2 separate regions of the Homo sapiens genome follow, and region 1 is linked to region 2. A link is a loop called in an ENCODE intact Hi-C map of the cell type or tissue named here. Cell type or tissue: natural killer cell. All regions are shown on one strand. Links, peaks and the distances in the headings refer to the core of each region. The heading gives the core; the rest is flanking DNA. Region 1 overlaps LINC01278 (long intergenic non-protein coding RNA 1278). Region 2 overlaps ARHGEF9 (Cdc42 guanine nucleotide exchange factor 9).

The links. Peaks named below come from ENCODE experiments on the same cell type or tissue, not always from the same donor. Only the 100,000 strongest peaks of a DNase experiment are listed, where the experiment ranks them.
Region 1: a loop joins it to region 2, with 4 times the contacts of the local background. A loop is called at or near these places in 1 of 110 quality-filtered maps.

Annotation. Positions count from the first base shown.
Region 1 is chrX:63,520,089-63,537,041 of GRCh38, reverse strand. The region is part of intron 1 of LINC01278 (long intergenic non-protein coding RNA 1278); the gene reads left to right. Among named protein-coding and RNA genes, the nearest start is that of LINC01278, 33 kb to the left of the region's middle. In natural killer cell, for the core only: no CTCF peak of the experiment used is centred there; no DNase peak of the experiment used is centred there; H3K27ac peaks cover 2,131 bases.
Region 2 is chrX:63,736,073-63,753,025 of GRCh38, reverse strand. All of the region lies in intron 1 of ARHGEF9 (Cdc42 guanine nucleotide exchange factor 9), which reads left to right. Among named protein-coding and RNA genes, the nearest start is that of ARHGEF9, 41 kb to the left of the region's middle. In natural killer cell, for the core only: no CTCF peak of the experiment used is centred there; a DNase peak (open chromatin) is centred at 6,535; H3K27ac peaks cover 4,084 bases.

The DNA.
Region 1 (16,953 bases), core at 4,858-12,857, 220 kb after region 2:
AGGCCCATGTGGTCTATGCCCACGAGGAAATCTCCTGATCCATGAATTGCAAAAATCTGTGGGAAAATCATGGTACCCTGGTAGGTAGCACAGTCCCTCACCACTTTTCTTGGCTGGGGGAGGGAGGTCCCTTTGCCCCGTGTAGCTCCTAGGTGAAGCAACGCCCCACCCTGCTTTTCCTTGGTCTCTGTGGGTCACACCAACCACCTAGTCAGTCCCAATGAGATGAACTGGGTACCTCAGTTGGAAATGCAGAAATCACTCTCCTTTTGCGTTCGTCTTGCTGGGAGGTGCAGACCAGAGCTGTTTCTATTTGGATATCTTGGCCCCTCCCCTTAAGTTTTTATTTTTATTTTTAATATTTGTGGGTACATAGTAAGTGTATATATTTATGGGATACGTGAGATGTTTTGATACAAGCATACAATGTGATATAAGAACATCAAGGAGAAAGAGGTATTCATCCCCTCAAGCATTTATCCTTTGAGATACAAATAAACAAATCATACTCTTTATTTTAAAATGTATAATTAAGTTATTATTGACTATACTTGCCCTGTTGTGCTATCAAATAGTAGGTTTTATGCATTCTAAGTAATTTTTGTACTCATTAACCATCCCCACCTCCCCCAAATCCTCCCACTATCCTTCCTAGCCTCTGGTAACCATCCTTCTACTTTCTGTGCCCATGAGTTCAACTGTTTTGATTTTTATATCCCACAAACAAGTGAGAAAATGCATTGTGTGTCTTTCTGTGCCTGGCTTACTTCACTTAATATAATGATCTCAAGTTTTACCCATGTTCTTGCAAATGACAGGATCTCAGTCTTTTTATGGCTGAGTAATACTCCATTGTGTATATCTACCGCATTTTCTTTATCCATTCATCTGTTGATGGACACTTAGTTTGCTTCCAAATCTTAGCTGTTGTAAATAGTGCTTCAACAAACATAAGAATGCAAATATTTCTTTGATATATTGATTTCCTTTCTTTGGGGTATATACCCAGCAGTGGGCTTGCTGGATCACATGGTAGCTGTATTTTTAGTTTTTTGAGGAAACTCTCAACTGTTCACCATAGTGGTTTTACTAATTTTCGTTCCCACCAACAGTGTCGAGGCTTCCCTTTTCTGCACATCCTCACCAGCATTTGTTCTTGCCTTTTGTTTGACTATAAGTCATTTTAACTGGGGTGAAATAATATTTCATTAAATTTTTATTTGCGTTTCTCTGATGATCAATGATGTTGAGCACGTTTTCATATCCCTGTTTGCCATTTGTAGGTCTTCTTTTGAGAAATGTCTGTTTAAATCTTTTGCCCATTTTTTAATCAGATTATTAGATTTTTTTCCTGTAGAATTGTTTGAGCTCCTTGCTCTGGTTATTAATCCTTTGTCAGATAGTAGTTTGCAGTTATTTTCTCCTATTTTGTAGGTTATCTCTTAATTTTGTTTATTGTATCCTTTGTTATGCAGAAGCTTTTAAACTCGTTGTGATCTCATTTGTCCATTTTTTTGTTTGTTTGCCTGCGCTTGTGGGTAGTGCTCAAGAAATTTTTTTTGCCCAGACCAATGTCCTGGTGATTTCCTCCAATGTTTTCTTGCAGCAGTTTCATGGATTGAGGTCTTAGATTTAAGTCTTTAACACATTTTGATTTGACTTTTTATTTGGTGAGATATAGGGGTCTAGTTTCATTCTTCTGCATAAGGATATCCAGTTTTCCCAGCACCATTTATTGAAGAGACTGTCTTTTCCCCAGTGTATGTTCTTGGTACCTTTGTCAAAAATGTGTTCACTGTAGGTATGTGGATTTGTAACTGGGTTATCTATTCTATCCCATTGGTCTATGTGTTTGTTTGTATGCCAGTACCATGTTGTTTTTGTTATTACGGCTCTGGAGTATAATTTGATGTCAGGTACTGTAATGTGATTCCTCCAGTTTTGCTCTTTTTGCTTAGGAAAGCTTTGGGTATTCTAGGTTTTTCATGGTTCTGTTTAAATTTTAGGATTGCTTTTTCTATTTCTGTGAATAGTGTCATTCGTATTTTGATAGGGATTGCATTGAATGTGAGATTGCTTTGGGTAGTATGAACATTTTAACAATATTGATTCTTCCAATCTGTAAAGCTGGAATATTTTTTCATTTTTAGTGCCCTCTTCAATTTCTTTCATCAGTGTTTTATATAATTTTTATCATAGATATCTCTCACTCATTTGGTTATTTTAATTTTATGTGTCTGTTGTAAATGGGATTACTTTTTAAATTTCTGTTTTACGTTGTTCACTGTTGGCATGTACAAATGCAACTGATTCTTGTATGGTGATCTTGTGTCCAGCAACCTTCTTGAATTTATCAGTTCTAATAGTTTTTTTTTCTGGTGTCTTTAGGTTTTTCCAAATATAAGATCATATTGACAAACAAGGATAATTGTATTTCTTCATTGCCACCTTGGATGTCTTTATATATTTATCTGGTCTCATTGCCTTACTTAGGACTTTCAGTATTGTGTTGAATAACAGTGGTGACAGTGAGCATCCTTGTCGCATTGCAGATCTCTGAGGAATGGCTTTCAGTTTTTTCCTTATTCAGTAATGACACTAGCTGTTGGCCTCTTGTATATGACTTTTTTTTTCCTTTTTTTAAATTACACTTTAAGTTCTAGGGTACATGTGCACAACGTGCAGGTTTGTTACATATGTATACATTTGCCATGTTGGTGTGCTGCACCCATTAACTCATAATTTACATTAGGTATATCTCCTAATGCTATCTCTCCCCGTTCCCCCCACCCCACAACAGGCCCCGGTGTGTGATCTTCCCCTTCCTGTGTCCAAGTGTTCTAATTGTTCAATTCTCACCTATGAGTGAGATCGTGCGGTTTTATTATGTTGAGGTATGTTTCTTCTATTCCCAGTTTTTTGAGGGTTTCTATCATGAAGGGATGTTGAATCTTATCAAATGACTTTTCAGCATCAACTGAAATGATCACGTGGTTTTTATCCTTCATTCTGTTTATATTACATTGATTCATTTGTGTATGTTAAACTATCCTTGCATCCAAGGGATAAATCTCACTTGGTCATGATAAATGATCTTTTTAATATATTGTTGAATTCGGTTTGCTAGTATTTTGTTAAGGATTTTCACCTCAATATTCATCAACGATATTGGCCTGTGTTGGTTTTTTCTTTATGTGTCTTTGTATGGTCTTGGTATCAGGGTAATACTAGCTTCATACAATGAGTTTGCAAGTACTCCCTCCTCCTCTATCTTTCATAATAGTTTGAGTAGGATTGGTATTAGTTCTTCTTTAAAAGTTTGATTGAATTCAGCAGTGAAGCCGTCAGGTCCTGGGCTTTTGTTTACTGGAAGAATTTTTATTATGGCTTTGATCTCGTTAACTGTTACTGGTTTGTTCAGGTATTAGATTTCTTGGTTCAATCTTGGTAGGTTGTATGAGTCTAGGAATTTTTTTATTTATTCTAGATTTTCCAATAGTTGCTCATAGTAGCCACTAATGATCCTTTGAGTTCCTGCAGTATCAGATGCAATGTCTCCTTTGTCATTTTTGATTTTATTTATATGAATATTTCTCTTTTTATTAGTCTAGATAAAGTTTTGTTATTTTTTTTTAACTTTTCAAGAAACCAGGGTTTCTTTTTTTTCATTGATTTTCTTTCTTTCTTTCTTTCTTTTTTTTTGAGACAGAGTTTCACTCTTGTTGCCCAGGCTGGAGTGGAATGGTGCGATCTCGGCTTACTGCAACCTCTGCCTCCCGGGTTCAAGCAATTCTTCTGTCTCAGCCTCCTGAGTTGCTAGGATTACAAGCATGCACCACCACACCCAGCTAATTTCATATTTTTAGTAGAGACGGGGTTTCTCCATGTTGGTCAGCCTGGTCTCAAACTCCTGACCTCAGGTGATCTGCCCACCTCGGCCTCCCAAAGTGCTGGGATTACAGGTGTGAGCCACCGCACCCAGCCACACTGATTTTTTTTTATTTCAATTTTATTTATTTATTTTTTGCTCTAGTCTTTATTAGTTCTTTTATTCTACTAATTTTGGGTTTGTTTCCTCTTGCTTTTCTAGTTTTTTAAGATGCATTGTTAGATTGTTTACTTGAAATTTTTCCTCTTTTTTGATATAGGCACTTAATAACTATAAAATTCACTCTGAGTACTGTTTTTGCTGCTGTATCCCAGAGGTTTTGATATGTTGTGTTTCCATTGTCATTTGTTTGAAGAAATTTTTCAATTTCCTTTTAATTTCTTCATTGATTCACTGGTCATTCAGGAACATATTGTTTAGCTTCCATGTATTTATATCATTTCCAAAATCCCTTGTTATTAATTTGTAGTTTTATTCCATTGTTTTCAGAAAAGATGTTTGATATTATATCAATCTTTTTTTAATGTTTTAGGACTTGTTTTTTGACCTATCATATGGTTTGTCTTTTTGAATGATCTATGTATATTCTGCAGCTCTTAGATGAAATGTCCTGTAAATATGTGTTAGATCCATTTGGTCTATAGTACAGATTAAGTCCAATGTTTCTTTGTTGATTTTTATGTCTGGAATATCTGTACAATGCTGAAAGTAGGGTGTTGACGTCTCCAGCTGTTTTTGTATTGGGGCCTATCTCTTTAGCTCTAATAACATTTGCTTTATATATCTGGGTACTCCAGTGTTGGGTGCATATATATTTAAAATTGTAATTTCCTCTTGCTGAATTGACCCCTTTATCATTATATAGTGACCTTCTTTGTCTCTTCCTGTAGGTTTGTCTTGAAATCTCTTTTGTCTGATATAAGTATAGTGACTCCTGCTCTTTTTGCTTTCCATCAGCATGGAATATCTATTTCTATCTTTTTATTTTCAGTTTATTTGTGTATTTATATGTGAAGTTTGTTTTTTGTGGGCAACAGAATAATGGGTCTTGTTTTTTTACCCATTTGGCCAATTTACGTCTTTTGATTGGACGGTTTAGATCATTCCTGTACAATGTTATTATTGATAAATAGGGACCTACTCATGTCATTTTGTTGTTATTTTCTTGTTGTTTTGTGGTCTTCTTCCCTCTTTCTTTCCTTCCTGTCTTTCTTTAGTGAAGGTGATTTTCTCTGGTGATATGATTTAGTTTTCTTGCTTTTTATTTTTTGTGTCTCCACTGTAGGATTTTTGGTTTGAGGTTACCATGAAGCTTGCAAATACTATCTTATAACCTGTTATTTTAACCTGATAACAACTTAACAATATTTGCATAAATAAGCAAACAAGCAAACAGAAAAGGAGCTAATAAAAACTACACTTTAATCCCATTCCCTTGCTTTTTAAACTTTTTATTGTTTCTATTTATTTCTTATTGTACTCACTATGTTTGGAAAAGTTATTGTACTTACTATTTTTGATTGGTTCATTGTTTAGTCTTTCTACTTAGCATGAGTAGCTTACATACCAGTTACAGTGTTATAGTATTCTGTATTTTTCTGTGTACTTACTATTACCAGTGAGTTTTACACCATCAGGTGATTTCTGTTTGCTCATTTAATGTTTTTTTCCTTCTGATTGAAGTACTCCCTTTAGCATTTATTGTAGGAAAGGACTGGGGTTGATGAAATCCCTCAACTTTTGTTTGTCTGGGAAAGTCTTTATTTCTTCTTTATGTTTGAAGGATATTTTTGCCAGATATACTGTTCTGGGTTAAAAGATTTTTTCTTCAGCATTTTAAATATGTCATGCCACTGTCTTCTGGCCTATAAGTTTTCCACTGAAAGGTCTGCTGCCTGACATATTGGAGCTTCATTGTATGTTTTTTGTTTCTTTTCCCTTACTGCTTTTAGGATCCTTTCTTCATCCTTGGCATTTGGGAGTTGGATTATTAAATACCTTGAGGTAGTCTATTTTGGGTTAAATCTGCTTTGTGTTCTATAACTTTCTTGCACTTGAATATTGCTATCTTTCCCTAGGTTTTTGAAGTTTCTTCTTGTTATCCCTTTGAATACTATTTCTACCCTCCTCACTTTCTCTACCTTCTCTTTAAGGCCAATACCTCTTACGTGTGCCCTTTTGAGGCTGTATTCTGGATTCTCTATGCATGCTTTATTGTATTTTATTCATTTTCTTTTTTCTCCTCTGTGTATTTTCAAATAGCCTGTCTTCAACCTCCCTAATTCTTTCTTCTCCTTGATCCATTCTGCTATTAAAGGACTCTGATGCAGTCTTCAGTATGCCAGTTGCATTTTTCAGCTCCAGAATTTTTGCTTGATTCTTTTTAATTATTTCATTCTCTTTGTTAAGTATATATGATAGAATTCTGAATTTCTTCTTTGTGTTGTCTTGAATTTCTTTGAGTTTCTTCAACACAGCTATTTTGATTTCTTTGTCTAAAAGGTCACATATCTCTGTTTCTCCAGCATTGGTCCCTGGTGCTTTATTTAGTTTACTTGGTGAAGTCATGTTTTCCTAGATGTTGTTAATACTACTAGATGTTCTTCATTGTCTGGGTGTTGAAGAGTTAGGTATTTATTGTAGTCTTCACTGTCTGGATTTATCTGTAGCCATCCTTCTTGGGAAGGCTTTCCAGATATTTGAAGAAAACTTGGGTACTGTGATGTAAGCTGTTTCTGCTATAGTAGGCATCCAAAGCCCAGTCTTCTGTAGTTCTTGCAGACTAGTAGAGATACTGCCTTGATGGTTTTAGATAAGACTTGGGAGAATTCTCTGGATTACCAGGCAGAGACTCTTGTTCCCTTCTTCTTCTTTCTCCCAAACATACAGATAATCTCTTCATTCTTAGCCATCAGCTGGGGCTGATGTGACACAAGCACCCCTGTTGCCACCACCACCATGACTGTGCTGACTCAGACCTCAAGCCAGCACAGCACTGGGTGTCACGCAAAGCCTGCTATAACCACTCCCTGGCTACTGGCTGTGTTCTTTCAAGGCCCTGGGGTTCTACAGTCAGTGGGTGGCAAAGCCAGCCAGGCAGACATAATTCTGGGTTTGAGTCCAGTCTCTGCCATCTTCCAGCTTTATGATGTTTCCTTTCCTCCAGGGAAGCAGGGTCGCCCAGGCCTTGGGTAGGTCCAGAGGTGCCATCTGGGAGTCAGTGACCAGAGTCAAAAACCTTCAAAGTCTACCCGATGTTCTGTAGTACTGAGGCTGAGCTGGGACTCAAACCACAAGATGCAGTACTTCCCACTCTCTTTCTCTTTCCAAAGGCGGAGGAGCCTCTCTCGGTAGCTATCATTCTTAGGCCACAAAGAGTACTGCCAGAATACCTCTGATCTTCCCTTAAGGCTCAAGATCTCTTAAATTAGCTTGTCGTGATTGCTACCTGGCCTGGGACTCACCATTCAGAGCAGTGGGCCCCAGGAACCCACTTGGTGCTCTAAACCCCTGTGGCTATGCTGGTACCTAAGGTGCAAGAATAAGTCCCTTTTTCTCTCTGCTTTTCTCTAGCAGAAGGGATTTTGCCCCATAGCCACCACAGCTGGTTATGTGCTGAGTCCCTCCCAAAGCCAGCAAGTCTCAGAGGCTCACCAAGGTCCTCAACATAGTACCTAGGTATCACTGCTAATTATTTAGGGCCCAAGGGCCCTTCAGTTAGCAGGTGATGAATGGTCCCAGAACTGAGTGTTTTCCTTCAAGACAGCAGGATCCCTTCTGGCCCAGAAATGTCTAGAAATGTCATCTGGGAGCTACAGCCTGGAACGGGGGACTCCCTACTCTTATTGGTACCCTATCCTGCTGTGGCTGAGCTGGTGCCCAAGATGCAAAACAAAGCCCTTCCTACTCATGCCTCTCCTCTCCTCAAGCAAGAGGAAAGGGTCTTTTTTGGAGCCATGAGCAGTGCAGCCTGGGGTAGGGAAGGAGTGATGCCAGCACTCCATTGGCTGCCCCAGCTGGTGTCTCAGTATTTCATGAGCTACTCCAGTCCACTGTCTTTGGGCCAAGTTCAGTAATAGCTCTCTCTTAAGAGTTTCAGTCCTTATGGCCTAGAATGCCCTTCAAGTTTACTTGGAGACACAGAGCACTGTAGGCCTTGGTGGCGAGGTTTGTGGGAACTCAAGTTCTGATCACTAGGATTGGTGATTTCCCTTTGGCTAGGGCTGGTTTAAATGCTCCCTGCATGTGCGGGCATCAGCTGAGTTTGTTCCAATTTTCCTTTCTGCTCTAAAGGACAGCACTGAGTTCAATGCCTCACAATTGCTGTGTTCTTTCTCCCCGACCCCAGGAAGCTCTCTGCACCATGCAGCTGCTGCTGGGGGGTAGGGGAGGGTGGGCATCGGTGATTCAGGGCTGTTTTTTCTATCTCTTCAGTGCGTCCTTCAGCAATATGAAGTTAACACCAGGTACTCTGAGTACTCACCTGAATTTTGTTTTCTATGAAGGTGTTTTTTTGTGTGTATGTGTAGATGGTTGTTAAGTTGGTGTCCTTGCAGCAGGGATGATTAGTGGAGCCTTTTATTTTGCCATTTTGTGCCGCCTTCTTTTCTGTTGTTAGATATGTATTTATAAAAATTGTATGAACAGCTGTATGCCTTAGCAAATATGTATCTCTAACAAATTAATTATTTATAATCTTTTACGTGTAAATTAGTAAAGATTAAACCAAGTTCTAAGGAAACTATCAACGACATAAAAATCTTTACAAAGATCTAACTGTATATTTCTACATCTCTTCACTGTCCCCTCACCCATACATACTTCCTAGCCTTTGGTATCTATCATTCTAATCTCTACCTCCTTGAGATCAATTTAGTAAAGTAGTGTGACTATAGTTAACAACAATGTATATTTCAAAATAGCTAGGAGACAGGACTGGAAATTTTCCCAATACATATAGATAATAAATACTTGAGGTGATGGATACCTCAAACACCTTGACTTGATCATTACACATTATATACATATAAAAAAATCACATGTACCTCATAAATATGTACAAATGTTATGTATCAATAAGAAATTAAAAAGTTTAAAACACCTTTACAAATATTACATTACGTTAATACATATACATGGCCCAGTGTTTTTTCCATGTAACTATTAATGGGCCATGAGAATTGGGAATGTGAATAGGCCTTGAACCCACATAATTCTGGGTTTGAGTCCACTCTCCACCATCTTCCAGCTTTATGATGTTTGCCAGGTTATTTAACATTTCATGACCTCAATTTCATTGTCTACAGAATTGGACCAGTAATACTCACCTGATAGTATTGTCCTTTTGGTATTTGTAGCATTCTATCAAAGGCAACGAGCTATTTAAATTTAGAATAGTGCCATTACTGTATTTCGAGGGTTTTTTTTTTTTTTGCTATTTTATATTGAAAGAATTGTTTTGTTAATTCTTTTCAGTACACAGAGAAAGCAAATACTTGGTAATCTTTATGAGGACAGGATGGATGACCATCTTTCTGATCACTCTATCTTTAGGGCCAAGCATAGTGTCTGACTCATGACAGAGACTCAGTAAGTATTTTTGGACTGAACAAATGAAAAAGTATTTATGCATTTTGCCTTTAAATTATAATTCCACAATTTAGAACAATTGTGAAATGCTCAGATTAGTACAAGTGCATCTTACAATGCTTTTTAGTACAGAAAGTTTTAACAGTCTTGAGTGATTGGAAAAAAATTTTAGCAAAATACTACCTAGTGGAAGTTTCATTGAGCCATCCTGAACAGGCCAGCAGGCTAAGCTCTGAATAGCAAGTCATTTATATATTGGCAAATTTCTAAATATTAGAAAATCTTGAAAATCTCTAAGCCTTGTGGATATTTTAAATTTTAATTTATCTAAGAAATACAGCATCTTGGGCTGGCTAGGCACTGAAGAGAAATATGAGTAATCTGAATAAGCTAATAATGTAGAAAGAAAGAGCAGACATCCAGTACCAGGTTATAGGTGCTACAATTGAGGTTTGAACAGGTTGCCAGGGAAGCAGAGGGCAAGAGGTATAATCTTACACTTGGATGAAGTGTGGTATCCTGGGGTGTGGTGAAGTGACAGAATAGTGCCAGGAAATGTATCTTAGAGGTGTCAACCATTAGAGCTGGGTTATGAAGGATAGCTACGATTTAGTAACTAAAATGAGGATGTCACAGGCAGAAGAAATAATATTTGAAAAGCCCTGAGTTGAGAGAAACAATGCCATATTTTGTAAACAACAAGGCATTTATATAGCTGGATTTTAGATTACAGGCATCTGGAGAAGAGGATGAATTAGGCCTAATATATCAGGTTCAGGATTTTGGATGTTATTTATCAGGACATAGTGAAAATAACTGTACCTTTGTCCTGATATATGCATTGGGTCGCCAGTATATGTATCACTTATCAAACTGAATTGTAATAGACTGACATTTTTAGGCCTAGCTTACTATGGTTTGTAGGACCAATGTGTCTTACATGATGGTCCCTAGTTTGTTACAATTCTGTGACTTTGATCTATGACTATAATAATTACTATGTTTTGCACATGTATGTTTATTGCAGCACTATTTACAATAGCAAAGACATGGAACCAATCCAAATGCTCATCAATGATAGACTAGATAAAGAAATTGTGGTACATATACACCATTGAATACTATGCAGCCATAAAAAGGAATGAGATCATGTCCTTTGCAGGAACATGGATGAAGCTGGAAGCCATCACCCTCAGCAAACTAACACAGGAACAAAAAAACAAACACCTCATGTTTTCACTCATAAGTGGAAGTTGAACAATGAGAACACATGGACACAAGGAGGGGAACAACACACACTGGGGCCTGTAAGGAGGGTGGTGGCTCAGGAGAGGGAGACCATTAGGACAAATAGCTAATGCATGCAGGGCTTAAAGCCTAGATGACAGGTTGATAAGTGCAGCAAACCACCATGACACACATAACCTATGTAACAAACCTGCACATTCTGCACATGTATCCTACAACTTAAAGGAAAAAACAAATTATCATGTTTGTATCCTTGCTTTGTGCTGCAGCCTTTCACAGCTTTTAGTGAGCCCACTTTAGCAACCCCTCTCCCAACTTTCTAAATTATGGTTTCTATTCTGCTACATGCTAACAGATTAAATCATTAAACTTGCTAGAATTATTTGTGAATTAAGACTAAGTTCCATGTAAAGATATAGAGCACATTTGCTACCATAGGTCTGCTCTTGTCCATGGCAAACAATGACAATTTATCATAGTTTCTATTCTCATAGAGTCCACTTAAGATCTCAAAATTTCTTCTTAACACTGCTCTGTGTTTCAGGCAGCAGTTACCTAATTAGTAGAACTCGTTAAGCATGATTAACTCCAGTTTTTATGACTAGTCTAAGAGCTCTCTTTTGAGTACATTCTGTGGGTCTTAACGCTGGAGCTATTTGGTTTCACAGAGGTTTTCTTTGTCATTTAATTTCCGTTTCTCAGCTATGGTCACAGAGTTGTGAGTGTCAGAGAGTGCAGGTGTTCCTGCCCCAAGCACTACATGTTCATGCACTTTAATTGCTTAAATTATTAAGCAGATTAAACTTTTAAATTATAGCCTGGCCTACCAACAAAACTCCAGGCAACGAAAGGCTTTTATGAGCATTCTTGTGATTTGGTCTAGGAAAAACTGGTCTGAGCGTCACAGATTATTAAAACTACGAAGTCCCATAAAATTACTATCTAATTTTACTCTACTAATTTTGCGGATGTGAAAAAATGTAACCAGAGAAGCTAAGTGACTTTCTCTTTTTTTTTTTATTTTAACGGTAGTTATGGTTTTTTTTTTTTAATATACTTTAAGTTTTAGGGTACATGTGCACAACGTGCGGGTTTGTTACATATATATACATGTGCCATGTTGGTGTGCTGCACCCATTAACTTGTCAATTAACATTAGGTATATCTCCTAATGCTATCCCTCCCCACTCCCCACACCCCACAACAGGCCCCAGTGTATGATGTTCCCCTTCCTGTGTCCATGTGTTCTCATTGTTCAATTCCCATCTATGAGTGAGAACATGCGGTGTTTGGTTTTTCGTCCTTGCAATAGTTTGCTGAGAATGATGGTTTCCAGCTTCATCCATGTCCCTACAAAGGACATGAACTCATCATTTTTTATGGCTGCATAGTATTCCATGGTGTATATGTGCCACATTTTCTTAATCCAGTCTATCATTGTTGGACATTTGGGTTGGTTCCAAGTCTTTGCTATCGGGAATAGTGCCGCAATAAACATACGTGTGCATGTGTCGTTATAGCAGGATGATTTATAATCTTTTGGGTATATACCCAGTAATGGGATGGCTGGGTCAAATGGTATTTCTAGTTCTAGATCCCTGAGGAATCGCCACACTGACTTCCACAATGGTGGAACTAGTTTACAGTCCCACCAACAGTGTAAAAATGTTCCTATTTCTCCACATCCGCTCCAACACCTGTGGTTTCCTGAGTTTTTAATGATCACCATTCTAACTGGTGTGAGATGGTATCTCAGTGCAGTTTTGATTTGCATTTCTCTGATGGCCAGTGATGATGAGCATTTTTTCATGTGTCTTTTGGCTGCATAAATGTCTTCTTTTGAGAAGTGTCTGTTCATATCCTTCACCCACTTTTTGATGGGGTTGTTTTTTTCTTGTAAATTTGTTGGAGTTCATTGTAGATTCTGTATACTAGCCCTTTGTCAGATGAGTAGACTGCAAAAATTTTCTCCCATTCTGTAGGTTTCCTGTTCACTCTGATGGTAGTTTATTTTGCTGTGCAGAAGCTCTTTAGTTTAATTAGATCCCATTTGTCAATTTTGGCTTTTGTTGCCATTGCTTTTGGTGTTTTAGACATGAAGTCCTTGCCCATGCCTATGTCCTGAATGGTATTGCCTAGGTTTTCTTCTAGGGTTTTTATGGTTTTAGTTCTAACATTTAAATCTTTAATCCATCTTGAATTAATTTTAGTATAAGGTGTAATGAAGGGATCCAGTTTCAGCTTTCTACATATGGCTAGCCAGTTTTCCCAGCACCATTTATTAAATAGGGAATCCTTTCCCCATTGCTTGTTTTTGTCAGGTTTGTCAAAGATCAGATAGTTGTAGATATGCGGCGTTATTTCTGAGGTCTCTGTTCTGTTCCATTGGTCTATATCTCTGTTTTGGTACCAGTACCATGCTGTTTTGGTTACTGTAGCCTCATAGTATAGTTTGAAGTCAGGTAGCGTGATGCGTCCAGCTTTGTTCTTTTGGCTTAGGATTGACTTGGCGATGCAGGCTCTTTTTTGGTTCCATATGAACTTTAAAGTAGTTTTTTCCAATTCTGTGAAGAAAGTCATTGGTAGCTTGATGGGGATGGCATTGAATCTATAAATTACCTTGGGCAGTATGGCCATTTTCACGATGTTGATTCTTCCTACCCATGAGCAGGGAATGTTGTTCCATTTCTTTGTGTCCTCTTTTATTTCATTGAGCAGTGATTTGTAGTTCTCCTTGAAGAGGTCCTTCACGTCCCTTGTAAGTTGGATTCCTAGGTATTTTATTCTCTTTGAAGCAATTGTGACTGGGAGGTCACTCATGATTTGGCTCTCTGTTTGTCTGTTGTTGGTGTATAAGAATGCTTGTGATTTTTGTACATTGATTTTGTATCCTGAGACTTTGCTGAAGTTGCTTATCAGCTTAAGGAGATTTTGGACTGAGACGATGGGGTTTTCCTAGATATGCAATCATGTCATCTGCAAACAGGGACAATTTGACTTCCTCTTTTCCTAATTGAATACCCTTTATTTCCTTCCCCTGCCTGATTGCCCTGGCCAGAACTTCCAACACTATGTTGAATAAGAGTGGTGAGAGAGGGCATTCCTGTCTTGTGCCTGTTTTCAAAGGGAATGCTTCCAGTTTTTGCCCATTGAGTATGATATTGGCTGTGGGTTTGTCATAGATAGCTCTTATTATTTTGAGATACGTCCCATCAATACCTAATTTATTGAGAGTTTTTAGCATGAAGGGCTGTTGAATTTTGTCTAAGGCCTTTTCTTCATCTATTGAGATAATCATGTGGTTTTTGTCTTTGGTTCTGTTTATATGCTGGATTACGTTTATTGATTTGCGTATATTGAAACAGCCTTGCATCCCAGGGATGAAGCCCACTTGATCATGGTGGATAAGCTTTTTGATATGCTGCTGGATTCGGTTTGCCAGTATTTTATTGAGGATTTTTGCATCAATGTTCATCAAGGATATTGGTCTAAAATTCTCTTTTTTGGTTGTGTCTCTGCCCGGCTTTGTTATCAGGATGATGCTGGCCTCATAAAATGAGTTAGGGAGGATTCCCTCTTTTTCTATTGATTAGAATAGTTTCAGAAGGAATGGTACCAGTTCCTCCTTGTACCTCTGGTAGAATTCGGCTGTGAATCCATCTGGTCCTGGACTCTTTTTGGTTGGTAAGCTATTGATTATTGCCACAATTTCAGAGCCTGTTATTGTTCTATTCAGAGATTCAACTTCTTCCTGGTTTAGTCTTGGGAGGGTGTATGTGTCGAGGAATTTATTCATTTCTTCTAGATTTTCTAGTTTATTTGTGTAGAGGTGTTTGTAGTATTCTCTGATGGTAGTTTGTATTTCTGTGGGATCAGTGGTGATATCCCCTTTATCATTTTTTATTGTGTCTATTTGATTCTTCTCTCTTTTCTTCTTTATTAGTCTTGCTAGCGGTCTATCAATTTTGTTGATGCTTTCAAAAAACCAGCTCCTGGATTCATTAATTTTTTGAAGAGTTTTTTGTGTCTCTATTTCCTTCAGTTCTGCTCTGATTTTACTTATTTCTTGCCTTCTGCTAGGTTTTGAATGTGTTTGCTCTTGCTTTTCTAGTTCTTTTAATTGTGATGTTAGGGTGTCAATTTTGGATCTTTCCTGCTTTCTCTTGTGGGCATTTAGTGCTATAAATTTCCCTCTACACACTGCTTTGAACGTGTCCCAGAGATTCTGGTATGTTGTGTCTTTGTTCTTGTTGGTTTCAAGGAACATCTTTATTTCTGCCGTCATTTCGTTATGTACCCAGTAGTCATTCAGGAGCAGGTTGTTCAGTTTCCATGTAGTTGAGTGGTTTTGAGTGAGTTTCTTAATCCTGAGTTCTAGTTTGATTTCACTGTGGTCTGAGAGACAGTTTGTTATAATTTCTGTTCTTTTACATTTGCTGAGGAGAGATTTACTTCCACCTATGTGGTCAATTTTGGAATAGGTGTGGTGTGGTGCTGAAAAAAATGTATATTCTGTTGATTTGCAATGGAGAGTTCTGTAGATGTCTATTAGGTCCACTTGGTGCAGAGCTGAGTTCAATTCCTGGGTATCCTTGTTAACTTTCTGCCTCATTGATCTGTCTAATGTTGACAGTGGGGTGTTAAAGTCTCCCATTATTAATGTGTGGGAGTCTAAGTCTCTTTGTAGGTCACTAAGGACTTGCTTTATGAATCTGGGTGCTCCTGTATTGGGTGCATATATATTTAGGATAGTTAGCTCTTCTTGTTGAATTGATCCCTTTACCATTATGTAATGGCCTTGTTTGTCTCTTTTGATCTTTGTTGGTTTAAAGTCTGTTTCATCAGAGACTAGGATTGCAATCCCTGCCTTTTTTTGTTTTCCATTTGCTTGGTAGATCTTCCTCCATCCTTTTATTTTGAGCCTATGTGTGTCTCTGCAGGTGAGATGGGTTTCCTGAATACAGCACACTGATGGGTCTTGACTCTTTATCCAATTTGCCAGTCTGTGTCTTTTAGTTGGAGCATTTATTCCATTTACATTTAAAGTTAATATTGTTATGTGTGAATTTGATCCTGTCATTATGATGTTAGCTGGTTATTTTGCTCGTTAGTTGATGAAGTTTCTTCCTAGCCTCGATGGTCTTTACAATTTGGCATGATTTTGCAGTGGCTGGTACCAGTCGTTCCTTTCTATGTTTAGTGCTTCCTTCAGGAGGTCTTTTAGGGCAGGCCTGGTGGTGACAAAAATCTCTCAGCATTTGCTTGTCTGTAAAGGATTTTATTTCTCCTTCACTTATGAAGCTTAGTTTGGCTGGATATGCAATTCTGGGTTTAAAATTCTTTTCTTTAAGAATGTTGAATATTGGCCCCCACTCTCTTCTGGCTTGTAGAGTTTCTGCTGAGAGATCCTCTGTTAGTCTGATGGGCTTCCCTTTGTGGGTAACCCGACCTTTGTCTCTGGCTGCCCTTAACATTTTTTCCTTCATTTCAACTTTGGTGAATCTGACAATTATGTGTCTTGGAGTTGCTCTTCTCGAGGAGTATCTTTGTGGCGTTCTCTGTATTTCCTGAATCTGAATGTTGGCCTGCCTTGCTAGATTGAGGAAGTTCTCCTGGATACTATCCTGCAGAGTGTTTTCCAGCTTGATTCCATTCTCTCCGTCACTTTCAGGTACACCAATCAGACGTAGATTTGGTCTTTTCACATAGTCCCATATTTCTTAGAGGCTCTGTTCTTTTCTTTTTATTCTTTTTTGTCTAAACTTCCCTTCTTGCTTCATTTCATTCATTTGATCTTCCATCACTGATACCCTTTCTTCCAGTTGATTGCATTGGCTCCTGAGGCTTCTGCATTCTTCAGGTAGTTCTCGAGCCTTGGCTTTCAGCTCCATCAGCTCCTTTAAGCACTTCTCTGTATTGGTTATTCTTGTTATACTTTTGTCTAAATTTTTTTCAAAGTTTTCAGCTTATTTGCGTTTGGTTTGAATTTCCTCCTGTAGCTCAGAGTAGTTTGATCGTCTGAAGCCTTCTTCTCTCAACTCGTCAAAGTCATTCTCCGTCCAGCTTTGTTCCGTTACTGGTGAGGAGCTGCGTTCCTTTGGAGGAGGAGAGGTACTCTGATTTTTAGAGTTTCCAGTTTTTCTGCTCTGTTTTTTCCCATCTGTGTGGTTTTATCTACTTTTGGTCTTTGATGATGGTGGTGTACAGATGGGTTTTTGGTGTGGATG
Region 2 (16,953 bases), core at 3,378-11,377:
TTCTCCCCTGTTAATGTAGGCAGGCTTTCCCCATTCCATTGCTTACCTGGCTTGAAATAATGCCATTTATGGCTCATGTATTATAGCAGTGAATCAGGACACATACACATCTACACACATGCTCCCCCTCCACCCATGTGGGTGGCTGTTCATGTCTGATGTGCAAATCTGCTGGCATTATGCTGTCAAGTTCCATGTCCGGTTGTTCAGTCTCTTTGGAAATGATTATGAAAGGAGAGGGGCTGTGAAGGGGGCCTTTGAAATTGTCTTGGCCACAGGACCCAGAGAGTATTATTTAATGGCGTCAGAGGGTGTTTTGGGCCTCAAAGCATGCTATCCTTGACTTGGTGTGGGTGAGAAGCTGAGGTTTTTGTGAGATTAGTACCATGGTGTAAACATGATCTGGGAGGTTTGCTGGCATTGGTTCTTATTAATTACTCTTTGGTCCGTTTGTGGAGACCCCCTGGATGGAACTGAGAACCTATTTCTTTGCAAAGATAATTTAGTGAGTTTTTTTCCCCCCTTAGCTTCATTGTATTATTTAAAGTAAGCTTATATCTTTTCTGGGCACTTTGTTTTGATACAGTGTTGGAGAGTGGGGAATGGCTCTATGCTGGGCAGCTGCAGACCTGTTTTTTTGTTTTGTTTTGTTTTGTTTTTTGTTTTTTCCATTCAGCAGCTGTTTGACCTTGGACAATTTTTTTCCTCCTCGGTGGGTTTGGGATTCCCAGTAACATTGGCATTTTTTGATGGCTCCACTAGGTGACTTCCAAGTTCTTGCATTTTATGATTTTATGACCCCTAGACACTTGAAGTTGTGGGGGGTGGGGGGGATGAGCTGGAAAGACAAGTGAAAAGGAAAAGAAAATGTTAATCAAAGGGTGATGGGAGGAGGGGAAGGATATCTGGTACTACAGCCTGGATAACAAGTTTAAGCGAAGGGGTTTTTTTTGCCTAGTTATTTGGGAAGGAAACTGGGACAGCAATAAGGGAATGCTTTTTGACTTTTTTTCCCCCAAGGGGAGAAGGGGTCTCTGAGACTAGTCTTTGATCTAGGTTTATGACTTAAATAGTGTCACGAAATGCCTTCTCCTCTGTGAGCCTGACAGACCTTTGGCAGAAAGCCTCTGGGAATGTATGTGTGTGTGTAGGGTGTGTGGCAGTATGTTCATGGGGGTGTGTGGGGGGGAGCACACTCCTGAGTGTGGATGCGGGGTGTGGTGGTAGGAATGAAGAAAGACAGTATTGAGTTCCACAGTTCTGAATAGCCTCCTTGTGCTAGGACCTATAAGGATTTCACAAATGCTGGGATGGATGGGTATCACCCATGCCATTCCTCTTTTCACCACCTAAAACCCCTCAGGCTAAGGAGGTGTCTTGAATGAGCCCTTCCATTAGTAATTTAGCTGTTGAAATGGGTTAGCGCTTTTAAAATTGTCTCCAGGCAAATAAAGGGATGTTGCTAGCCAGATGGCAGGCCACCATCTAGCAACCAGAAGGGAATTTGAGAGTAGAGAACAAAAGGTAGCAGTGTGACTTTTTACTTGTGTGAATCCTAAAGGTTTGGCATTTCTGCTTCAGACTTGTGAGGATATTTTTCTCTAGCAAAAAGAGAAAAGAGTGGGAGAAAATGAGAAATGCAGCCCAGAGAAGCGGAACCCTATGCATTTTGACTTGTCTTCTTTTTTCCTTCCTCCTCTGCCTTCTCTCTTAATCTTTCTCCTTCTTCCTTTCTTCCCACCCCTGACACCACCTCCTCCTCCCACCTCCCCACTGTAAATGGGTGAGAAGTAAAAAAGAGAAGAGGACTTTTCCTCTCTGATTTGTCCCAACTTTTCCCAATAAAGCTCCTCCATTCCCTTCCCTCCTCTCTGGCCCCTTTGAGTAGAGGATAAGCTTTTGCCATGTAGGAGGGGCAAAATCCCAGCTTAGGGATTTTCGCTCCTGGATCCCCATCAAAGAATTAAAGAAAATGCCCTCTACTGGTATCCTAGCAACCCCTGTATCACTGAGCACCCACTGAGCTCCAGAGCCCACCCTTTAAAGGCCCAGGCACCAATAACTCTAGAAAAAGGGGACTAGAGCCTAGTGGGACTTGGAGAGATGCTTTTGGGGAGGGAACAAAGAAAGAACAGAATCCCAATTTCCTGCAAATGCCTCGGAAACATGTCCACAGCAGACATGTAGAGCCTAGCCTCGTCCAGCTATGAGATTATTTATTAGAAAACTCCTGGTTTCAAATTCCTTTCTAGTCAGTCCCATCTCCTTAAGATTAACTGTGCCATTTTACTGCCTAGCTTTAGTGCCAGAAGCTCTGCCGGTCCTGAAAAAACAATTTTTTTCACCCTAACTTTTGGCTGCATCAGGGAGGGGGTGAAGTGATATCTTGGTGGGAACAAACTGAACAGCATTCTTCTTCCATTGAGACAGCCTCCATCTGTCAGAACCTGCAGTGTGCTTGTGCAGTGTGCCCCAATTTTGTCTGTGGCTTGGGGAATCCTGATCAGCCTAGCTTTATAGAATTTGGGAATTTTTCTTTCTGTGGTTTTGGTGTAGTAGTTTCTGACGGGGGAGGCTGGACAAGTTGAAAGAGCAAGTTTGATAATGGAGCTGGTAAACAGGGCTTGGACCCTGGCTCAGAGACTCTCACCCACCGGTGTGTGTGTGATTCAGCTACTAGGGAGCTGAAAGATCCCAAAAAGGCTGTAGGTGAGGTGCTCTTCTGCCCTTGAGGTAAGGCCCAGATTGAGAGCAACCAGAGGGCACAGTCTGGTGGTTTGAAGGATGGTAACAAAGCATGTCTTCCTCTTTAGCCTTTGTCTGCCATCTCAGTTTCTGGTCCCTTGACCTGCAGAGTGCTTGCTCTGGGCAGGGATATAAGAATTGAGCCTTTTCTCCCAAAATAACTGCCTCCTCAGAAGACCTCCTACAAGGCATCTGGATCTTGCTCCAGTGGCTTTGCCCCAAGAAATGGGATGGAGGAGGGGAATCTTGGACTCTCTAGCTCTTATTTCCAGCTCTGCAACTTGTTCTAGGCCAACTGAGTCTCTGGCTTTCCAAGAATCCTTGATGAAGGTTTAGCTTCTCCAGTATCTGCTCAGAGTGTCTCCTTCTGTCTTAGGTGGATCTAGCTCCATAGAGTATTTAGTTTATTGTACTTTGCTCTAGCACGAAAGTACAAAGAGGAAAAACTAGAAGGGGAAGAACATAGAGGGGAGAGAAGGCTCAGGAAGCAGTCCAGTAATGACAATACTAATAACTCCTTATCAGTGCACGGGCCTATAGCGTTTATGAAGGAATTTCACATCCTTTCTAACTTGAGCATCACATCAGCCTTGTGAAGTGGGTAGAGATGATTGTAATTCCCAGTGTTACAGATGAGGAAAGTAAAGGTCAGCAAGATTGTTGGGATGGGAGTGGGTCTGCCTTTCAAATAGAGAGGAGAGTCAGAGTTGGTCATTCCTAACTAGTGTGATGTTGAATGTAGGGAGGGAGGGCCTGACGTGGTGGCTCACGCCTGTAATCCCAGCACTTTGGGAGGCTGAGGCCGGTGGATCACCTGAGGTCAGGATTTCGAGACCAGCCTGGCCAACATGGTGAAACCCTGTCTCTACTAAAAATACAAAAATTAGCCGGGCGTGGTGGCACACGCCTGTAGTCCAGCTACTTGGGAGGCTGAGGCAGGAGAGTCACTTGAACCCAGGAGGCGGAGGATGCAGTGAGCCGAGATCATGCCACTGCACTCCAGCCTGGGTGACAGAGCGAGAGTCCGTCCCAAAAAAAAAGAAAGAAAAGGAAACAAAAGAAAGAAAGGAGATTTGGGAGTCATCCCTGAAGTCATACTAGCTTCCTCAGCTACTCACATTTTTAATAACTTTCATTTGTATAGCACTTTTGCTCAGAATTTTCATTCTATAAAATGCCTTTTTGTCTTGAATATGCATCAAAGAGTTCTGTTTAGTTTTATGAAAACTCACTATTTGGGATCTTCAAGGTGAGAGGCCAGTGTGAATTGCTGAAGCCTAAAATACAGAATGTTTTCAAGGAACTGTAGTTTTAATACAATTGTTCTTCTCTTTGAAGCACACTTATTTTTCTATATTTCTTTAAAAATCTGCTGCCTAGAACTGTTCATGCTACTCTAGGTGCCACCTGACTGAGATCAAGTGCAAAAGAACTTTGTTTTGTCTGTGAAATGTCTAATAATGCAGCCTTCTACTGATTCTCAACCCTCACTGAACATTCAGATCACTTGGGAAGCTTTTTTTTAAATACCCATGCCAGGTCCCCTATCTGAAAGATTCTGATTTAATTTTCATGGGCTAGATCCCAGGGAGCTTTATTTATTTATTTTTTTAATTTAAAGTTCCCTAAGGTGATTCAAATGTGCAGCCAGGGTTAAGAGTTAGCCTTTTGAGCATGTAGGTCCAAACCATTTACTGTCTAGTCCAGTCCTCTACTCTCTTGTGAAGTTGGCCACTTCAGGGTTTTTTGAACCAAACTTGCTACATTTTATCTTGACATGTTGGTCCATTATTCTAGCTTTCTGTGGATTTTAAAATTTTTTCTTCATGCTGTGCTACAAATTAGCAGTCCCTTCTAGCACTGCATCAGTTAAATTCTATTTGTTTGGTTGGACTATTGTTCTAGCCTTTGGGAGGTTTTTATTTTTTTTCTTCATGTCACACAACAGGTTAGCAGCCTCTTCTAGTGTTGCATTATTTGAACACCAAATAAATGGCATTCGAGTCGTTGATTCAAAGAAATGTTTACTATGATATGATTAATGCTAGCTCTTCTGTCACCTCACCAGAGCCCCTCTTGGAGTTGGGACTTGTTAATTTTTGTATGTATCTGGTCAACCAGTGCAGACTGCACCTGGTTGTGCCAGCATTTATCCTACCAGGGTGTTAATGTGAATAACATAGCACGATAGATTTGTTGTATGCTTTGTGGGCATCAAGATATGCTAGGTTCATAGCAAGCATCTGCCAAACTGATAGCCCCATCAGAAAAAGCAGTATAAGTTACTTGGCCTCTTACTCATGGTAAATCTGGTTGCAGGCTCCAGAGCTTCTTGTTTTCTTTCTGTGCCTACAATGCAAATGTTTCTAAACTGGGTTCAGAACTTGGCTGAGGGTCAGTACTACAACTGTAGTTTCTGTGTATTACTTTCTCCTCTTTGAAAAAGCAGGACATAATGGATTTAGCTTTAAAACAGAATATATTTTGTGCTCAAAGAGTTCCGGAAATTCTTTGTGTATGTTTCTCTTGTTGTTTTGCTTAATTGTTTCCATTAACCCAGTGGTTCTCAGCACTGGCTGCACATCGGAATCACCTGGAATATTAAGAGTAACAACAATTCCTAGAATCTTTGGGAGAGATCTGATTGAGTTGATCATAGTGGTTTCCTGGCATCAATATTTTTCTAAGAGTTCCCTGAGGTGATGGGAATGTTCAGCCAGGGGTGAGAATGACTGCTATGGAATGCTTCATAGGAAATGTTAGCTCAGCCTGTCTGACTTATCACACATGTGACTAGGCAAGCTTCACAGATGGTGAAATTTTATTCTAGGACTGTGGGAGCCTCGATAAGTCCCAGGGGCTTGTGCTCACTCTAAAAAGGAGGAATCAACCCTAGGGAATGAGTAGTCTGGAGACCTAATTGTATTTAAAATAATCAGCTGTGAGATGGTTTGAACACTTCAGGAATAAAAAAAAAGTCAGTTCCTACACATTTGCTGTAATGATGGGGAAGATTCTGCTCATTTGCTAGTGACCTCAGGCAAATTACTTCTCTCCTCTGAAATTTGGTTTTCTTCATCAGCAAAATAAGGATAGGTGGATTTGATGACTTCAAAGATTTCTTCTAGCTCCAACAATATGTGCTTATTTTGTGATTAATATTAATGATCAACACGAGTACAGATATTATTTAAATCTAGCAGGTAATCCAGAGATCCATTTTAGCAGGTTTAGAATACACAGAGTGGTTTTAAGGATAGCAGTTTTGCCTTCTTAATTATACTTGGCTTAGGTTTCTTTTAGAACAAGTGAACTTAGGTTGTATTCTTTGAGCACACACTGGCCGCCAAGCAGGAAAGGAGACTGTATGAACACGCATTGGCTGCCAAACAGGGAAGGAAGTGGTACAGTGAATTGAGTAGCTAGGGTATGCCAGTTTGGGATTCTGTTTATTAAAGAGATATGTCATGGATAATTGAGAATTGCCTCTCATAGATATAATACCAGTCTCATAGGTCTGAAAAAGATGGATTGCTTTGACAGCTCAGAGCCCCTTCCTGCAGTATTTTAAGTAGCCATTCACTTGGTTAATAATACTACTTCTATTAATAAGAATTTCAACAAATAAGGTTTCCTATGTATTTCATGGGCTTCTTCCTCAAACCTAAAAGTAGTTAAGAAAGTGAGGCTCATAAAGATTAAGCAGCTTACTCAGTGTCAAACAGGTAGTGGTAGTGACTAGTGGTAGTGGTAGTTCTAGTGGCCTAGAACCTAGGCGTCTTGATACCACATCCTGCAGTGCTTCTGGTATAGCCTGCATAGTGGACTCTGTGGTCAGGATGCAGTCATGACTCTGAGAATTAAAGGGGTTTTACTGACATAGAGCAGTATTCAGGAGGAAGCTTTGAAGAAAGGAGCAAAAGGGGCAATGTGGAGGAAGAAAAAAGGTTTAGAGAGGGATGTGTTCAGGCCAGTTTTTCTCTTGCCCTTATCACTCTTATGTGCTAGTTCCAGGCCCCTGATGGGAATTGGCCATTGATCTTTGAGCACCAAGGTTGAGTGTTGGTAGCAGAGAAGAAGGAAAGTTGTACATGCATGGCAGAAGGATAGCATAGGGAAGGCAGACTTGCAGTAGGAGAAAAAACAAGAAAAGGCCTTAGGAGCCCTAGGATTAAGCCCTGGCTCTGTACCTACCTTGCTGCCAGATCTTGATCAAGGCCCTTCCCACCTAGGCGTCAGCTTCCACGTCACTAAAATGAGAGTGGTTTCAGTAGAAGAACTATGTTCTCAAATGGAATGTTAGCCAGAAGCTTCTATATAAAACAGGAAAAAGCACAGATGGTCTGGTTGAAATGGGCATGGGACAGGTATGGAGGACAGAGTCTAAAGTTCCAGGGAACCATCTTGCGTATGCAGATTTTGGTCATTAGGGGAACTGGAATTAGAAGAGTGGAGATGGCTCTGCCAAGCCCAGCCATAGTGCTTGGGGAGATAGAGCATCCTTGGATAGAGTTGTGTGATGGGGGTGGGTATTTCATTTAAGTGGCCAGGATTTACAGAGAATCACTTAGGGGCAGATATTAAAGTGCCTAGTACAACACACTGCCCCCATTCCTTTTTTTACAAGTGAGAAAACTAAGGCACAGGAGGGGAAAGGGATGGGTCCAAGGTTGCAGTGATAGTTCTGGAATTCTGATTCTTTAGATAGGGCTCTTGCCTGCTGTAACTTGCTACCTCCCCTATAGGTTTCTGGCTCTATGCTCCCTTGGCTGGATCAGAGACCTGAATGCTCTTTCAGGTTTGGTTGGAGAAAGCAAGCTGACGAGAGGCTGGGAGAACAAGAGCTTTATATAACCTCCTGGAGAGGGAGCAGGCCTGTTAGTAGTCCTTGGAGTTCCAGGGAGTAGGATGGGGATGAGGGGAACACAGAGTCTCCTGAAGGCCACATTAGCTCTCCTGAGGCAGAGCAGTAGATGCAGCCCTGTGAGTGGCCATCTACCCTCAGGGCCCAGAGGAGGCCAGCACTGCACATCCATAGCCAGCTCTGGGAATGGCTTTGGCAGCTGATTTCTCCGCCTGCCTGCCTTCATTAGAGAAAGGAAAGCCATGTACCTCCGTGCCCAGCTGGCTGCAGGAAGGATGTACTAAGAGCCCACCCCCCACCCCCTCAGAGTGTGGTGCCTAAAGGCAGTAGCTACTTTTAGCTGAACCTCCCACAGCCTCTCCTCCACCCACTCTCTCCCTCCTCCCTCTGTGAATTGTGCAGGATGGCAAGAAGGCTGGGGAGTAGGTGCCTTGGCATTGGGATAGAGGCAGAGGAGGAGCTAGGCATCTCTAGGAGGGGCTCTGATAAGCCCTGCATGGCAGGAGGGCTTAGAACAAAAGCAAAATGATGAGATTGCTTTGTGCTTAGGACCCAAAGGGAGTTGAGGGATTTATTAATTTCCTTTGGAGCATGCAACCAGCTGAAGTTCATGTCTTGTAAATTTAGACTGAACTGCATGGGAAGACTTACACTCTACTTGGATTAAGAGGAAAGCAACTGGGGCTAGTGGGTACTCACTTGATTCTTAACTACTCCTCTTGAACAGTCTTACACTTTTCAGTGGATTTTGTACATCGTCTCACTTGATTTTCTCTGTGGCCCTGTGAAGTGGGTAGGGCAGAGATTATCTCCATTTCACAGGTGAGAAAAAGAATGTTCAAAGACTTATTGTCACATAGCTGCTTCTAGCCTGGCCTTCTGGGCTTCAGCTCTGGAAGTTACAGTGCCACTTAAAGTCACTGCAGACAGCTATATTTTCTAGAAAAATAGGTGCTGGAGCTGTCCTGATTCTAATCTCCTCATTGTGGAAGCTGGGGAACTAGGTCCAGAGAAGAAAAGGACTTGCCCCAGGAAATGTAGTACATCTGTAGTAGTGCTGGAATTAGAACATTGCCATGCAAGGATGTGAATTCCTGGACCTGCAAGATGTGCAAGCCACTGTGGTCTTTCAAGGGTTGTTTGGGAAACCTGTGTGGTGTGATGGAAAGCAAAGTGTCACAGAACTAGGAGTTTGTTATTTTTCAGTTCAGGCAGAACTGTGGGTGACTGCCCCAGTGGAGGCCTGACACTCAGTAAGCCCTCTATAAAGATTTGGTTGAATGGAAGATGTACACATGAGTAAAAAGGAGGTGCAAATGTGAAGTCAGTTGCTGTGTGACCTTGAACAAATCCCATTGTCTCTGTCCCTCATTTCTGTCTGTCATTTTTGGAGGACTCTTTTTACTTCTCTCCCTTGGAAGAAGAAAGGCCCTGTGACCCGGCCCATGTCTTGGGTGCTTGGTGGAAAGCTGTTTTGTTTTCTGATTTTTGTTGTTGTTGTTGTTTTTAAATAAGCTTTCTTTTATTTATCCCAAGCTCCATTTCCCATGCAGTCACACACTCGCTGCTATGAAGAGCAGACTAACTTTGTCTCTCCTCATCTCCTGCAAAGTTAAAAGAGGAACTTGGAAGAAAGCCAAAATTAATTGTGTTTTTATTTAGCACCTTCTTAAGTCCATCAAGCCATAAACCACTTAGGCACATGGCAATTAAAAAACAATTCTTGGCCCCTAGATCCTTGGCTAGGATTTGTGATGGATTACTGGGTTTTCATGATATGATCAAAAACTGTTTTAGAAATTGCAGGTTCTTGCCCAATGAGCTGTGTAGAACAAATCAACACTCTTCACTTATACTCGCATTATTTTGTTTGGAAACATCTCACTGATCTGGGGGCAGGACAAGAAGATAAAGACTACTGTATAGCCTTCTGCTCCTGACACATGTTCTTTTCTCCATTACACTATTAGGTGGCCAAAGCCAAGATTATTTTCCCAATTTTATGGCTAAGGAAATTGAAGCTCAGAGAATTGCTTTGATTGACTCAGGTCAGTACTGCATCTTAAAGTCAGTGGTGAGCTAGGAAGAACATAGTATATAGCGTTAGGTATTATCAACTCACCAGTACCAAGTGTCTCTAGGCAAGCCATTTAAGATTCCCTCTGTAGTTTGCTTCTGTCTAAGTATTTTGTTGTTGTTGTTTGTTTATTTTTTGAGATGGAGTCTTGCTCTGTCTCCCAGGCTGGAGTGCAGTGGTACAATCTCAGCTCACTGCAACCTCCGCCTCCCAGGTTCAAGCAATTCTCCTGCACGCCACCATGCCCAGCTAATTTTTGTATTTCTAGTAGAGACGGGGTTTTGCCATGGTGGCCAGGCTAGTCTTGAATTCCTGACCTCAAGTGATCCACCCACCTCAGCCTCCCAAAATGCTGGGATTACAGGAGTGAGCCACCACACCTGGCTCTAAGCATTTTTACAAAAGTTAATCAAGATAGAAGAAAGAAGTAGGCATATGCTACTGGATAATTGGATAGGTTGGCATTGAACCATTAATTGGTATTTTGGTGCATCTACTGGATCTACAATAAATTCATCTGGATATCACATTGTCCAGGGATACATGAGAGGCCTTTCAAAATGAAGAAAAGTGGCCCCAGATTCTGTAGTCTTTGGTGACCTACTTAGTTTGGACGCTTTCTCTCTGTGGGTTTATCTGGCCATGTTCTTAAAGACTGGGCCTTGATCCTAAAAGCAGGCTCTTTACCATTACCAGTTTCTATGGTCATCCCAAAGGATGGGGAAGAATGATTTGGATAAACTACATGTCATTTTGCCTGGGCTTTGGTGGAGATTGTATGCCATTCCTTTTACTCCAGTTGGTTCAGGCCACTGGGAAAATGAGTGTGGAATGACAAGAATAGGGAGACAACCAATAGCTTGCTGAGGGTTAGAGGGGGCCTAGCTGGGATGAGACATCTGCAGGTGCTAATCCACGTGCACATATCTACACACTGATTCTTTGTGGTGTTGGGGGGAGCAAGCAGAGTTTGTCCATAGTACTTCAGCTGAGAAGTGACTGGGTAACAGTGAGAGGAACCCAAGCATTGAGCTCGTTCCTTCAGTGTACTTCTGGGGAAACTGAGGTCTAAGGAGAGGCAGGAACTTGCCCAGAGTCTCAGAATTTGTCCGTGATCTTTGCCTATTCTCTCTAGTCAGCCAATGGCTAATTTACCTTACATTTGTGAGGCTCTTTAGATGAATGAGGGGTGGCTAAGCCTCTTGGGAAAAGCACCTGTGATTACCACATTCAGGAAGTGACAGAGATGAAATCTGAACCCAGGTCTTTTGTCCTGCTTAAGAGCAGATTGACCCAGACTTGAAGGAAGGCTGTTAGAAACAAATTGATGGGGAAGAAAATTGGTTCAGCTTTGCTGTCTATCCATGCTCTATGCCCGTACCTTCACATACACATACATGATAGATCATATGTGATGCACACTTACACATACTCAGACACATGGGATGTATTTGGGACACACATGGGACACACAGCTGGAACATATTTTCACATTAACACACTTGGAACACACATTCAGTTAAACATGGGAGGAATATTCACACTTGCACATTCTCAGCACAGGCAGGATACACACACAGGAACACACATGAGGGATACTTGTACGCATCTGCATGTGTGAATGCACATGGATGCATATAAGGCACAATTGTGCACCCACATACATATGGGGCATGCTGAGATGCACTCTCAGATATACTGTTACCCAGGACATGCACTCCTATACCTGAGATACACACTCCTAAAGACTACTTGGGCAAACAACACTCCACACTTGAGTGTTGAGTCACACTTGAACACACCTATGGGACATATCCACATGCTCCACACAGCCATGTGGGACATATTTTGATGCAGAACACGTCCTTCCCTTAGGGCCAGCCAGCTGTCACTTTTTCCTAAGTGGGCATGACAGGGAACTGGTCCCAGCTGGTGGGCCTCCATAAGTTTGCTCTGGCTCTCCTTTAACCTTGAAATTAGACTTGAGAGGGCAGTATGCTCAGTAATAAAATGGATGTTCAAGATGGCATGTTTTGTAGCAGGCTCTGTAAGGTAAACAGGGTTCAGAGCAGAGCCCTCAGATGTGAGTTAACAGGCAGATGCAGAAGAATGGAAAACACAAATTGGGATTGATCAATGCAGAAAGCTTGAGCCTGCTCCTTCATCCCCCAGTTCACTTACAAACCATTGTGGAGTGATATGGTTATGAAGCAATGTCAAAGAAGGCCTAAAGTCACTGGATATTAAAGTTTATCTTTCTTGGGAATGAAATAACAGTCTGGACTAGAGCAAAGATATCTAAATTGTGGGTGTTAGGGTGTGAGGGGAAGTGGTAGGATGCATAAGCGGGAGATCCCTTTGGGCAGTGGCCCATCCTCTCCTGGGTTAGTGGTGGTCTGAGACCAGCCTCATCCTTAATGACCACAACCTAGCCCCTAGGCACAGCAGCTTGGGTCATCTGGCCCCACTAATGAATACCTGCTATTTTTAGAGTTCCTCAAGCTGGAAACCAGGTCATGGTGTCCTGGGGAAGCCTTTGTGGTCCTTGGTACCTAAGGCTGAAGCTGGAAAGACAGGGCCCTAGATTGGGTCTGAGTGAAGGGTGGGAAGCAGGGGGACACGTAGCTGGGGAATACCAGGCTTTCCTGGGAGCAGCATCCTCAGAGCCTCAGTTGGGTTACTATTAACTATAACAGCCTCATGCCCATTTCTCAGCTTTGGCTTTGAGGTCAAGAAACATGAGTTTCAGTTGCTACTCTGCCTCTTACAGTGTGTCTCAGTCACGTTCCCCTCTGCTGTCTGAGTCTTACTTGCTTTATTTATAAAACATCCAGTATTGCCCTTAGATGATGGAAAGGCTCAGCTAGGCTAAGAGTTGAGAAAATGTTTTGAAGATACACTTTTCTCCATGCATAAAGCTGCATCATCATTGTCCCTAAGCTGGATTCAATTCCTGCCAACAATTGGACCTGACTCCTATTGGAGTAGCTGTAGACAGCAAAGGCCAAAAAAAAGGAGCCAAGAGAAGACACCCTCATGGAGTCAGGTTGGTCAAAGTCATGCTGAGATTACCCCCACATATACAGATGCTTTTCAATGCCAGGTCAGTCATTCTGGGAAAGAAAACAGATTTGCAGCATTTAGGTGGTCATGTAGCTTTGGCTCCTCAGGAATCTCCTAGGTAATGAGAGAAGGGGAGGCATCAGGAGCAGGGATTTCTTCCTAAACTAGGAAATGCAAGACCAGGTCACCTGTACCTGCCACCTGCCAGAGGAGGCAGCCTAGAGTGCCAGCTCTGGCTCTAAGAGAATCCTCTTTGTGTTTGTGCTCATGGCCATTTTATCTGGTTTGCTGAGAGGGAGAAGGTCAGAAACTAGACTATGTAGTTCAAGTTTCCCCCTGCTGCAGACATTGTGGGCAAAGTTCTCCTGACCCTCAGTTTTCTGGTCTGTGGAATGGGCTTAACTGTAGTCTCTCATAAGAGTTTTAAGTGCAAGACTTCATTGTGACATAGGATGTGAAAAGTGTCTTGTAAAATGTTGAACATGTGTTCCTGCTGTTTGGATTGTTAAGATTTCATCCAGGTTGTAATTACACATAGTTTGGAGGTAATTGAGAAACTTCACTTTATTTCTCTACCCCTTTCCCATACCGTTCTTTTAAGGCATTATTATATCCATTTTACAAATGGGGATACTGAGGCTCAGAGAAAAGAGAAACAAGTCTGAGGTGGCAGGATTAGGTGGTGGTAGATTCAGGACTAGAAGCCATGCTTTCAGATTCCCAACCCAATGTACTCTGGCCCTGGGCTGCCACCAATGAATTCCAGTGCTAAAGGAATCTGCCAGAGGTTACTTAAGTAAATATATATAAAGAGTTAGATTTTTCTCTGACAAGCAGTACAGGGGGTTCTCTGGGGCACAGCTTTACCCAGCACTCTCCCTGCTTGCCCAAGAGAGACACGCTGATTGTCCCTTCATCCCTCCTACAGCAGCTCATGTCCTGCTGTCTCCTGCATGTTGGAAGCAGTGAAGAATTGGAGATGTTAGGCTGTTGTGAGAAGCAATCCTTCTGCCGGTTTAAGCCACTTCAAGACAATAGGAGGATTCTTGGAGGCACAAAATCCACCTTGGTCACCCGCACCTCCTCACAGTTTTTTGGGTACCCCTGACCTGCCTAAGGGGTTGGCTGAAAGGGATCTAAGGAAATATATTTGAGGGCCTTGATCTCTGGAGGATTGTGCTAATAGTTGAGGGATAAGATTATGGAAATAATCCAAGAACCAAAACTGGGAGTGTCTCTGGAGACCATTTGGGCTGAATTTCACCTGGCCTCAATGAGGACATTAAAACCCAGCTGGGCTTACCTTTTCTCCCTTAGTGTGGTTTTCCTTTGTACACCACAGATTCTCGTGTTCAGTCAGATTTCCTGGAGTCTTTCTAGCTTGCTTGTTTTTGCTATTCTGAGCCCAGAAGAGGGAAGGGGTGACACATTGAGTGGAGTGGTGAGAGGAAAGAGATGGAGGAATCTGATGAGCTCAGGCCTTGAGGGGCAGGCATTGGAGGAAAAGGGCTTTTGTGTCTCTCTTCATTTGTATTGCTGCTGATGCATTATTTTCCTATCTTCCACTGATTGGCTGTGGGAGCCTAATCCAATCTGTTGTTATCTTCACTTTTGCTGCTCAAACCTCCAAAATGACTACAGTATTCATTTTGAGGGATGTCTTCTGTGGGATTGGATAAGCAGTGGGGCAGGGAAGTGGGGTGGGGGGAATGCGGTGCTTCAGGAAAAATGGGGAGAGGAACTTTCTTTTCTTCAAATTTGAGAGCCCAGAGAAGTGAATAGGAAAAGGTTAGCTGGCACAGCCCTGCCAAGAAGTAGCCATGCAGTTTCCTAATCTCTTTTGACCATAGATACCTTATTTTTAAAATTTTATTTTTGGATAGGAAATATATTCACATGTTTCAAAATTCAAAAGGTCCAAGAGAGTGCACAGTGAAAAGTCTCCCTTCCACTCCCTGCCCTCTGCAGAGGCCACCAATGAGTCCTTCCAGAAAAATGTTATGTGGATGTATAAACAAATATGAATATATTCCTCTTTCTCTTTTTTATGGTAATATACAACACATATTGTTCTGTACCTTGCTATGCTTTGGAGATTCTTTGATACTTCATTGAATTTCACCTTTTGGGGATGTGAAGATGTGCTGTGGAAAGTAGAGGTTAAGAGCACTGATTCTAGAGGGAAACTGTCTGGGTTCAGGTTTGGATTCTGGCTCTATGAACTTCAACAGTTACTTCATTGTTTTTCTGAACTTTGGTTTCCTTATCTTTAAACTAGGGATCAAATGAGTTATTATATGTAAAAACTTAGATTTGTCTCTGACACATAGTAAACATTCAATAAATGTTAGCCATTTTTTATTATTAGGAAAAAAACCCCACTGGACCAGCGCCAGTAGATCTAGGTTTTCTCCTGGCCTCTGTGCTCCTGGGATAGCTGGGTAACTTCCTTTGTTCACAAATTAGTTTCCTTACCTTTAAAATGGAACAACTCATCCCCACTCTGCTTATCCCCAGGATTTCTGGGTGGGTCCAGTGAGCTCATGAATATGAAGGCAACTTAGCAATTGTGATGTTCTGAGCAGATGGAAGAAGTGCAACTTAATATTTTCATAGACACTACTTTGGGTGGCTTGAACCCAGTGGTCTGAACTGGGTGGAAAAGGCAGTGTTTTTCCTTCTGCCAGTGGAACCCAAAAGCCATCCCTGTACTGGTGTTGTATTTTGAGTGGGAGATAGCCCATGGCAAAATTTTGAAATACTCAGGTTTTGTCTTCTGACCTTTTTTATTCCACCCCATCCCTCTCCTGACTTCCTTGTTTCATTTTTTTTGGGGGGCCACCCCACCCCTGTCAAAACCTGCTTTTAGAAGCAAAGCAGCAGCATATGTCAAAGATGACCTCAACTTTCCATTTGAAATAATTTAATACAGCTGGCTCAGAGAGGCGCTGGATCTGCCCAAGTTCATACAGCAAGTCCAGAATCAAGCTACACCTAGAGCTCATTCTTCCCATCCCAGTTTTTATTACTGACATTTGCATTTTAGTGTGAATTTGAATTTGAGATTCCTTAGCAAAAATCATCTGGTCGTGGGGGAGATTCTGGAAGTATCTTTACTAATCCTTCATACTGAAGTGTTCTTATCTTTTAATCTTCAGGGTCAGACCTGTTTGGGACCCTGAGCAGGGAGGGAAAGTCAGGTTCTGGTTTTAGTACTGAAGGGATGATGTCTATAGAGCAGTGGGAGAGAAGAGCACCAGAAAATGTTGAAAGCGGTAACCTCCAAGGTGAGACTTAGGGAGAAAATATTAGTTCTTTATATATTAAATTGTTAATCTCATTGTTATTTAATTTCTATTTTGTGGAGTTTTTTTTTATAAAACACATACTACATTAATATTTAAATATTGGGATAGGTGTTTCTTGTTTTGTTTTTTGTAAAATAAATTTTATTGTGTATATTTGAGGTTTACAACATGATATTGTAATATAGATAGATAGTAAAATGGTTACTGTAGTGAAGCATATCTGTCATTTCACAGAATTACTTTTTTGTGACAAGAATAGCTAAATGTTTGTATTTTTGTTTTTAACATTAGAGGTACATGATCCAAAAACTATTGGCTACCATTCTTCTAAGACTATAGGCTTGGTTTCTAATCTTGGCAGCTCTGCTGCTAACTAACTTGATGCCTTAGGAAGCTTTTCTCATTGGAGCCTCATTTTTCTTACCTGTAAGAAAGGGAGGACTGAGCTAGGTGTGCTAACTAGTTACTTGGAAATCTCCAATCCTGACCACCTCTGAGTATAAGAATCCACTGCCTTTGGGGCTCTTGAGCTGAGACAGTTAAAAGGAGTTCAAGCCCTGACACCTTACTAGATGCTTTATCCCTCTATCAGCTGCCTTGGTTTCCTTCCCTTCTCTACCCCCACCACTTTCACCTAGCCCAGACTGGTAGATGCTTCCTTACATAAGTTTAGCGAACCTACTTGACATTGTTTTGTTACAAGCACAACCACTTTTCCTGTAGACACAGACCTGGTGCCATCCCTTCTGAGCTTTGAGGGTGTGTCTGATTTTGCTTCTATTTTGTCCTCTCTGGCAGCCTAGGTTTAGTCGTTGTATCCCTCTGGCTAAGTCTTTGGTTTCAAGGTCTGAGGGGAAGCCAGCTCAGCCAGTTTGAGTCCCTTGGGGCCTGACCCA